Regions from separate parts of the Mus musculus genome. Here region 2 is linked to region 1. Evidence: chromatin contacts called from ENCODE Hi-C or POLR2A ChIA-PET data. All regions are on one chromosome and are shown on one strand. Each heading gives the region's core, a stretch centred on a gene start or an enhancer-like site at or near the end of the contact. The rest is flanking DNA. Distances are from core to core; before and after follow the strand shown.

Region 1 (4,247 bases), core at 1,037-3,536:
TGAATCGAATGAAGTCTAATATGCTAGAACTAGAGATAATAAATAATGTGAAGAAGATCGATGGAGACCTGTAAGTTTATAATACCAGATTCTATATTACTGTCCTTAGTACACGGTGATAAGGGACTGTATCAGCGTGTCAGCGATGGCCCTTGGACACTAAGCCTCCACCTTTCAGAGGACATGCCAAATTGTCAGAATTGAATACCTACCCTGGGTCCATATTTTTGGCTCTCTTGTTACGGCTTATCTTCCCCTTTGCTTACCCACTAGAAAAAACACGAACCTTCTATAATAAAGCATTCTGGTTCCTTGGCAGTTGAGTCTGTCAGGATTGGCTTGATCAGGCAGCCTTCATTACGTTTTTGTCACTGTAATCAGTTTGAACAATACCATGCATTCCTGGGGACCCCAGTCTTTGCAGGGCGAGTCTATCTCAATGGCGCTGAGTAAGTCCATCAGGCCGTGCGCGTACAACTGCTCCCTGGCTTGCCTCCTCTCTCAAATCCACACCGGGCTTGTGCTTGCTTGGTGGATGGAATACAGACAAAGAGGGATGCTTTCGAAGACTTGAGGGCTTCTGCTCCCTCCTCTTTAGATTCCTGAGCTGCCCTGATTGTGGGTCAGAATGACCTCCAGATGGAGGAGACGGTCCACAAAGCCATAAGGAAGCACTCTCACCATCGATGGAAGAGCGTTATTAAGGGACACAGAGGTGCCAGATATCCAACATTCTTCCACCTCTGTGAGGCACTGGCATGAAAGGACACAAGTGGGACGAGTAGAACTGTCTACCTAAGCATCTGATTCCAGGATTATAATGGAGTTGTTGCTTAATGAGGCTAAGGTTTTTGTTACACAACTAGGCTCCTCTGGAGGCATACAGTCACTGTCAAAAAGTGCAGCTGCCCTTGGGAAGATGAATTACACAAAGAAACCCTCTTCTCTAGGCTGGAGCACAGGTTCCCAGGGCACAGCACTGGAAAGGGAACAGGCCAGCAGGATGTCTACACCCCTGGCCCCTCCGCCTAGTTGTACCCTTTGTGTGAAATAGGCACTGAACAGCCTGAGTAGGTCAGGGCTTAAGAGTATCTTCAGGTAGCTCGTCTGCGCCTGTCATTTCCTCGTGTATGATGGGTGTCTCCATTGCCTTAACTTTTCCAGCGTCTCATGGCACTAGAAGCTTAGACTGACACTGCTATCCTGGCAAATAGCAGGCAATGATGATCTCAAGGCAATGCTGGGGCCAGGCAAACACAAACTGCCTTGAACAGAACATCTGGTTCTTGGAAAGGCTTTTGTCCCTCGCTGCTTTGCTCGCCTAGTTCTCTTCTGCCTTAGGCAACAGCCATGCAAGTCCCACATCCTGGAACGAAAGATGGGCTTCCTTGAGAGGCATTTTTTTTTTTCTTGTTAGTTCCTGGAAGCCATTTCACGCTCAGTTCTGGGCTGATCTGCCACGGAGGTCGGGGTAGCTATTTTCCTTCACACAATTCCTGTCAGTCTATATCGCCAGTGTATTTGAAGCCTGTTGGGCGTTACTCTTGCCCGTACACCATGACGCTGACTCGACAAGGTGGAGCTTGATTAATCCCTGTGTCCTGAATACCAGCCAAGTACTTTTTCCTGATGTAAGTATCATTAATCAGCCCATTCCTTTTCCGGTTTACCTGAAACCACATGTCCTGAGTAGACTATGTTAGCCCTCGAATGCAGCTATAGTTCGTTACTTAAATTAGGACCCCATAATTTAAAAAACAAACAAACCCTGCCTATTAATTATTTTTTTCCTGCATAGTTAGGGCAGGAACAATTAGTTGACTATTGAAGAGTGTAAGTTTTCTTTCTCGGAAGATCAAGACACTGGATAGGGTTAAACGTCTGAGAATTTAATCTGTGCTCCCAAGTGATTGACAGGCCAAGGAAAAAGCAAAATGAATCAAGAGGAGGAAAAAAAAATCAAGGGTAAAGTGGAGATAAAAGTGGACGAGAAAGAAAAAGAGCAACTAAACCGCGGAGAAACAGCTTTAGGAGAGGAGGAGACAGAAGGCGCGGAGAAGGAAAGGCGCAGAGAGAGCGGGAAGAGAGGCTGGGAGGGCGGGCAGGAGCGCGCCGGGCCGGCTCACTGCTCCGAGACCGGGGGGAACGCGGACGGGGCTAAAGCGTCGGGCTGCCAAGAGTCCACCCCCGCACGACGCGGGATAGTCGCGCCCAGCAGCGTCAGCCAATGAGAAGCCGGGATGTTGGAGAGGCGGCGGTGAGCGGGGCGTTCGCTGGCTGGGGTGGGAGGGGGACGGCGGCCGCCGCCATGATGCTTGTTTGCTTTCAATGAAAACGAGGGGGGCGCGGAAGAGGAGGCGTCGGCGTCGGTGGCGGCGGCGTCGACGGCGCGGAGGCGAAGGCGGCGGCCGGCGCGGCGAGGAGGGCGAGGCCGGGGTCCGAGAGGGCGGCAGAGCGTAGCGGCGGCTCGTGGGGTCCGGGGCGGCCGAGGCGGGCGGCTGAGGAGCGGCGGCCGAGGAGGGGGAACAAAGAGCGGCGGCGGAGGCGCTGCAGCAGCGGGCGGGACTGGTATGGTGGTTCCACAGGGCAGACCCCGCTGCACTCATCGGGAGGAGGCGGCGGCAGCGGCGGAGGAAGGCGGCGCAGCTCGAGAGGTGAGCGCGACGGGCCCGAGCGACGTCCCGCCGAGGCTCTGCTGCCTGCGCTCCCCCATCCCCCCCCAGGGGTCGCGCCCCGGCGGGGACCCCGAGCGCGCACTCGCGCACAACTTAGGAGTTCTCGGAGTGACGTCTGTCCGTCCCCCTCCTTCACACACAGCGATCGCCATCCCGTCGGTCCCCTGGCCGCGCCCCCCGCGCGGAGTCCCGGGGCTCGGCCTGGGTTGGGGGTGGGGGGTGGGAGTGTTGATTGACGGCAGTGCGGTGGCGTACAGAGGGCGGTGGCGTGAACCCTGGCTTCTCGGACCCCCGCCTCCGGCCGGTCACGCACCTCAAGAGAGGAGCTGGGGTGCCGGGACTAGGGACAAACCGGTGGCAACTTTGGAGAAGTGGCTGTGCTGGGGGGGGGGGGGTGTGCACTGTGCGGCGTGGAACTTGGCACTCCGTGGATTGACTTAATGCTCACCCTTTTTCTCCTAAAGTATTTTAAAGTCCGTTTAACGCAGATATTGGTAGGGGCGGGGCGGATTACGTGGCCAAAGAAGTGATTATCAGCTGAAGAGATTATTGGACTCAGGACTCAAGTACTAATTTCTGGAAGAAAATTTCCCTAGTTTAACCTAGTTTCAAAGACAGTGGTTATTTACTTTGGTGACCCCCCCTTCCCCCCCCCCCCCCCCCCCGCCTTGACTCTTTCTACCCTGACAACGGTCTTCAGAGACTGCTCATAAGCAACTGTAATTCTTTACTTTTAACTGTTTCTGCAAGTGACAACATTGTGCACAGGCCATCTTGTTACTGTGTTTAAATAATCTGCTAGAATTTGAGTACAGGTAAACCTGTTTTACAGGTAGATTGCCTGATTGACTACTAGGTCTAAATTCTTCTCTGCCTCTGCTTGGAATTTTAACTTTGGAGAATAAATGAAAAAACAATTCGGTGTGTAATAGCACTGTCTTTCCCACACTAGAAATTTTCACCATCCCGCAACCGTTCTGTAGGCTGGTCAAAAGATTGTGAAGGCGTATTTTGCTTTTTGTAATTGCTGCCAGTCTTTTGAAGTTGGCGCTTTGAAGAATACATTTTAGAATTAAAATTACGTGGAGCCAGTGGTCTAGTCAAATTCTCTGACCTGGCTCTGAGGAACCAAGCCTAGAATGAAGAGACTGGATCAGGATGTTAGAGTTAGGAGGGTAGTCATAAAGCAGACGTTAAGGGTGATATAGTTGTTAAGTATTTGGGGTTTGGAGAAGGAAGCGGGTATTTTTATCAGGTAGATATTAAAGTAGGTCAGGTAGCCATTTCACAGGTGCACAGGTGCTTGCTAACGTGGACAAAAATGTATGTGGCAGACATTTTCTAGTGTGACTGGAATATTCTTGAAAGAGAATCCTTGTATAAGTTGAGATGTATTATGGTTGCTGGGAAATTTCAGGCTTTTTTTTTTTTTTTGAACAGACATAGACGCTGATATACAGAACTTGGTCCTGACTACAAATAAAGGCATTATAGGAATTTGCCTACTATGCATGTAGTTTTAACTAGTATTTTGGTTAATGTTTAAACATTTGACTGAACCCATGTTAACTT
Region 2 (4,247 bases), core at 752-3,251, 52 kb before region 1:
TTGTACGAGTTACTGTTTCGCAGCTGTGACAAAGCAGCTGACACAGTATATTTCTGGCTCAGAGTCTGAGGTGCAGGGAAGGGATGGCACTGGAAGCCGGAGGCAGCCAGCCACCTTGTATGTAGTTAGGAAGCAGAGCGAGGCGAATGCCAGTGTGCAGTCTGCTTTCTCCTTGAGCTTCAATTTGGGGCTCCAGACAACAGAATGATGCCACCTCCATTAACTTAAACTAAACAGCTCCTCACGGGCATCCCGGGAGGCTTGTCTCCTAGGTGGTTCTAGAGCCTGTCAAGCTGGCATCACTATTGACGCTCACATCCGGAAGGATAGAGATTTTGTGTATATGTATGTGCTATGTGAGAGGTGCTCAGAAAACATACAGTGACCACTGAGTGCATGCATGCATTTGAAGTGCAGGATGAAATGAGGTAGGAAAAAGGTATCAGGCCAGGGATGCCCAAGGTTCTGCTATAAAAGAGCATCCATCCCCCAAAGGTGCGGGTTTGACATCCTTTGCCTCCCGCATGGTACCACTGGGAGGTGGTGGAACCTAGTGAGAGGTCTCTAGCACACTCTTCAGATCCCAGCACTTCCTGTCTCTTTGCTTCCTGTTTACTAGGTGGACAGTTGTGTTCCATCATGATAAGCTGCTTTATCAGAGACTCAAGGCGATGAACTGCCTGTTTTTAGACTGTAACCAACAAAAATCACAAGCAGAATAGACATTTCCCAGGGTGGGAGGTCCTCGGTGTGAAAGAGGACTTGTGTAAAGCCTGGGGACCTGGCTTTGGATCCCTAGCCCCATATAAACAGTTGGGCTTGGTTGCCTGCCTGTAATCCCAGCACTGTGCACAGTGTAAGGGAAGGGCAGAGATAGGAGGATCATTGTGGCTGGAGTATGAGTCTGCCTAACTTGGTGATATCTTGGTTCAGTGGGGAACCTGGTCTCAAAAGATAAAGCAAAGAGTGAACCACCACCAGCAACCTCTGGCTTTCGTGTCTATACACAGGAGCACAACACACACCACAGACACAGAGACAAAGAAAAGCCAACTCAGTCTCTTTATACATTAAGACTGAAGGGCTGCAGAGGTGGCTCAGCAGTTAAGAACACTTGCTGCTCTGGGAAAGGGCCTTGGTTGGGTTCCCAGCACCCACACTGAGTGGCTCACAGTTGCCTGTAACTTCAGTTCCAATGGATCTGCCATCTTCCTCTGGCTTCCACAGGTATGGCAAGCAAATGGTGCACATACAGACAAGCAGGTGCACAGGTGCACACACACACACACACACACACACACACACACACACACACACACAGAGAGAGAGAGAGAGAGAGAGAGAGAGAGAGAGAGAGAAAGTTACTTTTAAACAAAGTTCCTGAATAGTTTCTCTGAATTCCAATTTCAATAAACTCCAAATAATCCAACAGTGACATTTTTCTTTTGCATTTTTAAAGTAAAATTATTTTTATTGTAACCAAACAACAACAACAAAGCAAGCAAGAAACCCAAAATGCAGCAAGGAAGACATTCACCAGATAATTCAAAAAGATCTTTCTCAGAAAGTGACTTTGGAGGGGCCCTGATCCCTGGTGTCTATCCTTGGCCCTGATCCCTGGTGTCTATCCTTGGTACAGAATCTATAAACTGGGGAGGAAGCTCACAGAGTCCAGGAGACACTTCTTGGTGACACTTGGAAGCCCCTCCATCCTGCGAAACCGCACCTAGTCCTTGCCAAAATTCTACGATGAACACAGAAACTAGTTTCCAACTTGGAACACTGAGTTCTGAAATGGAGAAGGCCCCTCTTCTGAGAATCGCGGGCTTTTTCTGCTGCTGAAGGCTTTGGCTAAGTTAAGCCCCTCCTCTCACTGGTGAGGAGATCTCCCAGCCCAGCCCCCAGCTCTCAGAGAAAGAACAGAAACCTTGTTCAGCCAAGCTCCAAGTTTGAGCACCTGGCCCTTTCAACTGTGAGTCTGCAGCCAGTGCTGGTGAGCTGGAACAGGAAGGGACCGGAAAGATCTGCCCCTGGGGAGCCTGGAACAAGGGGCAGCCAAGAATGTGCTAGAGAACTCAGCCAGCACCCTGGGAGCAGGGGGGGGACGGAGGGGGGGGGCGGAGGTTGTCAGGGAGGGGAAGTGGGCAGGAGGGAGGGACCCTCACTTCTTCTGGAGTAAAAATGGTTTGCTTGGCAGCCCAGGAGTTTGGTGGGGGCTCTGGTTTTTGGGAGCACATTTTAATACTACTTTCCCTTTAGGGCTCTTCCCAGGGCTTGGGGACCTTGAAGTTGACAGGTCCAAACAGCTGCAGTTCTGATCTATGTGACCTTGCACACATAACCTTGTCTTCTTAACCACACTTTCCTGTCCGTAAAATGGGCTAACATTAATAGTAACCCTGGCAGTGAAGGCAGACCCCTCCAGGCTAGGTCTCTACTGTGGCAGGGGCCACAACTCGCACCCCATGTCAAAGCTCCCTCAGTCCAAGCAATAGTATTCTTGGAGGAGGAAGGGAGTGTGAGGTTTGTTCCTCTCTCCCTCCAAGGCTCCAGCTCTGCATGCCCACGTGGGCACTCTCATGTGACTTGACCCTCTGGCCTTCTCTTCTCTGGCTGCCCTAGCCTGTGGTCTATTCTCAGTCACCTGCTCCAACACTTCTGAGTTGTTTGTTCAGATTGGAGGAGGGTCCCAGAAAGGCAAAGATCTTCATCACCCAAGGTCCACCATGGACCTCGGTGGAGGTTCTCCTTTGCAAGGATGCAGAGTTGTAGGCAGGGGGCCTGCAGGATCCCTCGCCTCTGCTGACTAGCCAGCTCAGACCAACACTATTCCCTTCCTTCTGTGAAAAGATCTGCAGCCCCTCAAACCCACACATTTACTCATTTTCCTGTTCTCCCTCTCAAGCCTCCAGGACACCCCAACCCTCACCCCAGCTCACTGTTTCTCTGGGGTAGGACTGTGAATCCTTTCATGCCCTCACCCCAGGGTTTAACTGGCTGTGCAGACAGCCAGAGGCCCCTGCTGTTCATTAATGACTTCCAGACACAGCATGGAGCTCAGCTGGACAAGGCAGAGCAATAGGAGGCCAGGCTGGGGAAGCAGGGAGTGGAGAGAGCTACCAGCCTTGAGAAGACACTGGAGACACAGGCTCCTGTAAGGAAGATGCAGTTGTGTCTGCTGAGCTGCAGGGGTTGCCTTTGGCTCCCTCATTAATACTATCTAGTGTTCCTTGTGGCCATCCTTGGGCACTGTGGCTTGCATTGCCCTGCATCTCATCTCATCTGCCTCCCTCAGTATATACCTCCTGTAGGGGATGCCCCCCCCTTACTCCTCCTCAGATCTCCTCTTGGTAACTCTGTGTCCATGGTCCTTGGGCCAAATGGCTATGTCTGTGATGGTACACACCCCCCAAACCCCAATACTCCTGGAGTCAGGGCTCCTCTTGCAAGCCAATTAAGCCTCAAGGTAGGGTCTTCATGGATTCATGCAGGCCTTGTGACTGGAACCCTTTATTAGGAACCACCCAGATTCCAGAGCCAGGTGCTCCCCCAGCTGGCCTTCAGTGACTCTGTGCCAGCAGACACAGAAAAGGCAGCGGACAAATGAGACACTTGAACCCTTTAAAAGGTTCCCACCATCACAGCCCATTCCCTCATCTCTGTCCCTTGCTCTGTCTGTCTGTCTGTCTGTCTCTCTGTCTCTTGCCTCTGCCAGAGGTGCCCAACCCCACCACAATAAATCTCTTGCATGAGATATGTTGTGTGGTGTGATCTCTGCCATTCCTTGGCCTTGATTGGTGAAGGTGCAGAAACCCTAACACTCTTACCTCTGATTTTTCCTTTTCCTTTTTACCTTTTCCTTCTTGTTTTCCCAAGATAGAGTTTCTCTGTGTACAGCTGTCTTGGAACTTGCTCTGTAGAGCAGGCTGGCCTTGAACTCACAGAGATTCAGCTACCTCTGCCTCCTGAGCGCTGGGATTAAAGATGTATGCTACCACTGCTGGCTTGCCTCTGATCTTTCAAAGTTAGTCTCTTTGGGACTACAAAAAGTAGAACTGGTCCCCAAAGTCTTTTACCCACATATGATGATTCTATTACTACACATCTCTTTGATAGTATTAACCAGTGAAGAGCCGAGAAACTAATATGCTAATCACTGATAGACTTAACTAGATTCCATTAAAATTATTGGCAAGATGTGGATGTTTTCTGTATTCACAAACTCCAAATGTGCTTGCTAAAGAATG

What was found. A loop is a pair of places that touch in the nucleus more often than their neighbours do. ChIA-PET counts read pairs that join two places held with the same protein, here RNA polymerase II (POLR2A).
Region 2: POLR2A ChIA-PET joins it to region 1 with 15 read pairs in embryonic stem cell. The contact joins the enhancer-like site here to the promoter of Cnot6 in region 1. A Hi-C loop is called at or near these places in 3 of 37 maps with a recorded cell type or tissue (all heart). POLR2A ChIA-PET finds 5 or more read pairs at or near these places in 2 of 5 experiments (both embryonic stem cell).

What each region holds. Positions count from the first base shown.
Region 1 is chr11:49,710,761-49,715,007 of GRCm38, reverse strand. Cnot6 (CCR4-NOT transcription complex, subunit 6) reads left to right here and starts at 2,286. Exons shown (of 12, transcript NM_212484.2): 1 at 2,286-2,654. Gm36411 (a long non-coding RNA gene) reads right to left here and starts at 1,536. Exons shown (of 4, transcript XR_879826.3): 1 at 287-1,536.
Region 2 is chr11:49,762,521-49,766,767 of GRCm38, reverse strand. No RefSeq gene overlaps it. Among named protein-coding and RNA genes, the nearest start is that of Gfpt2, 30 kb to the left of the region's middle. Within about 2 kb of position 2,001, at least 2 of the 3 ENCODE cell types and tissues checked have a DNase peak (open chromatin) inside an H3K27ac peak, as active enhancers do; they include heart, where a contact is called at or near this core.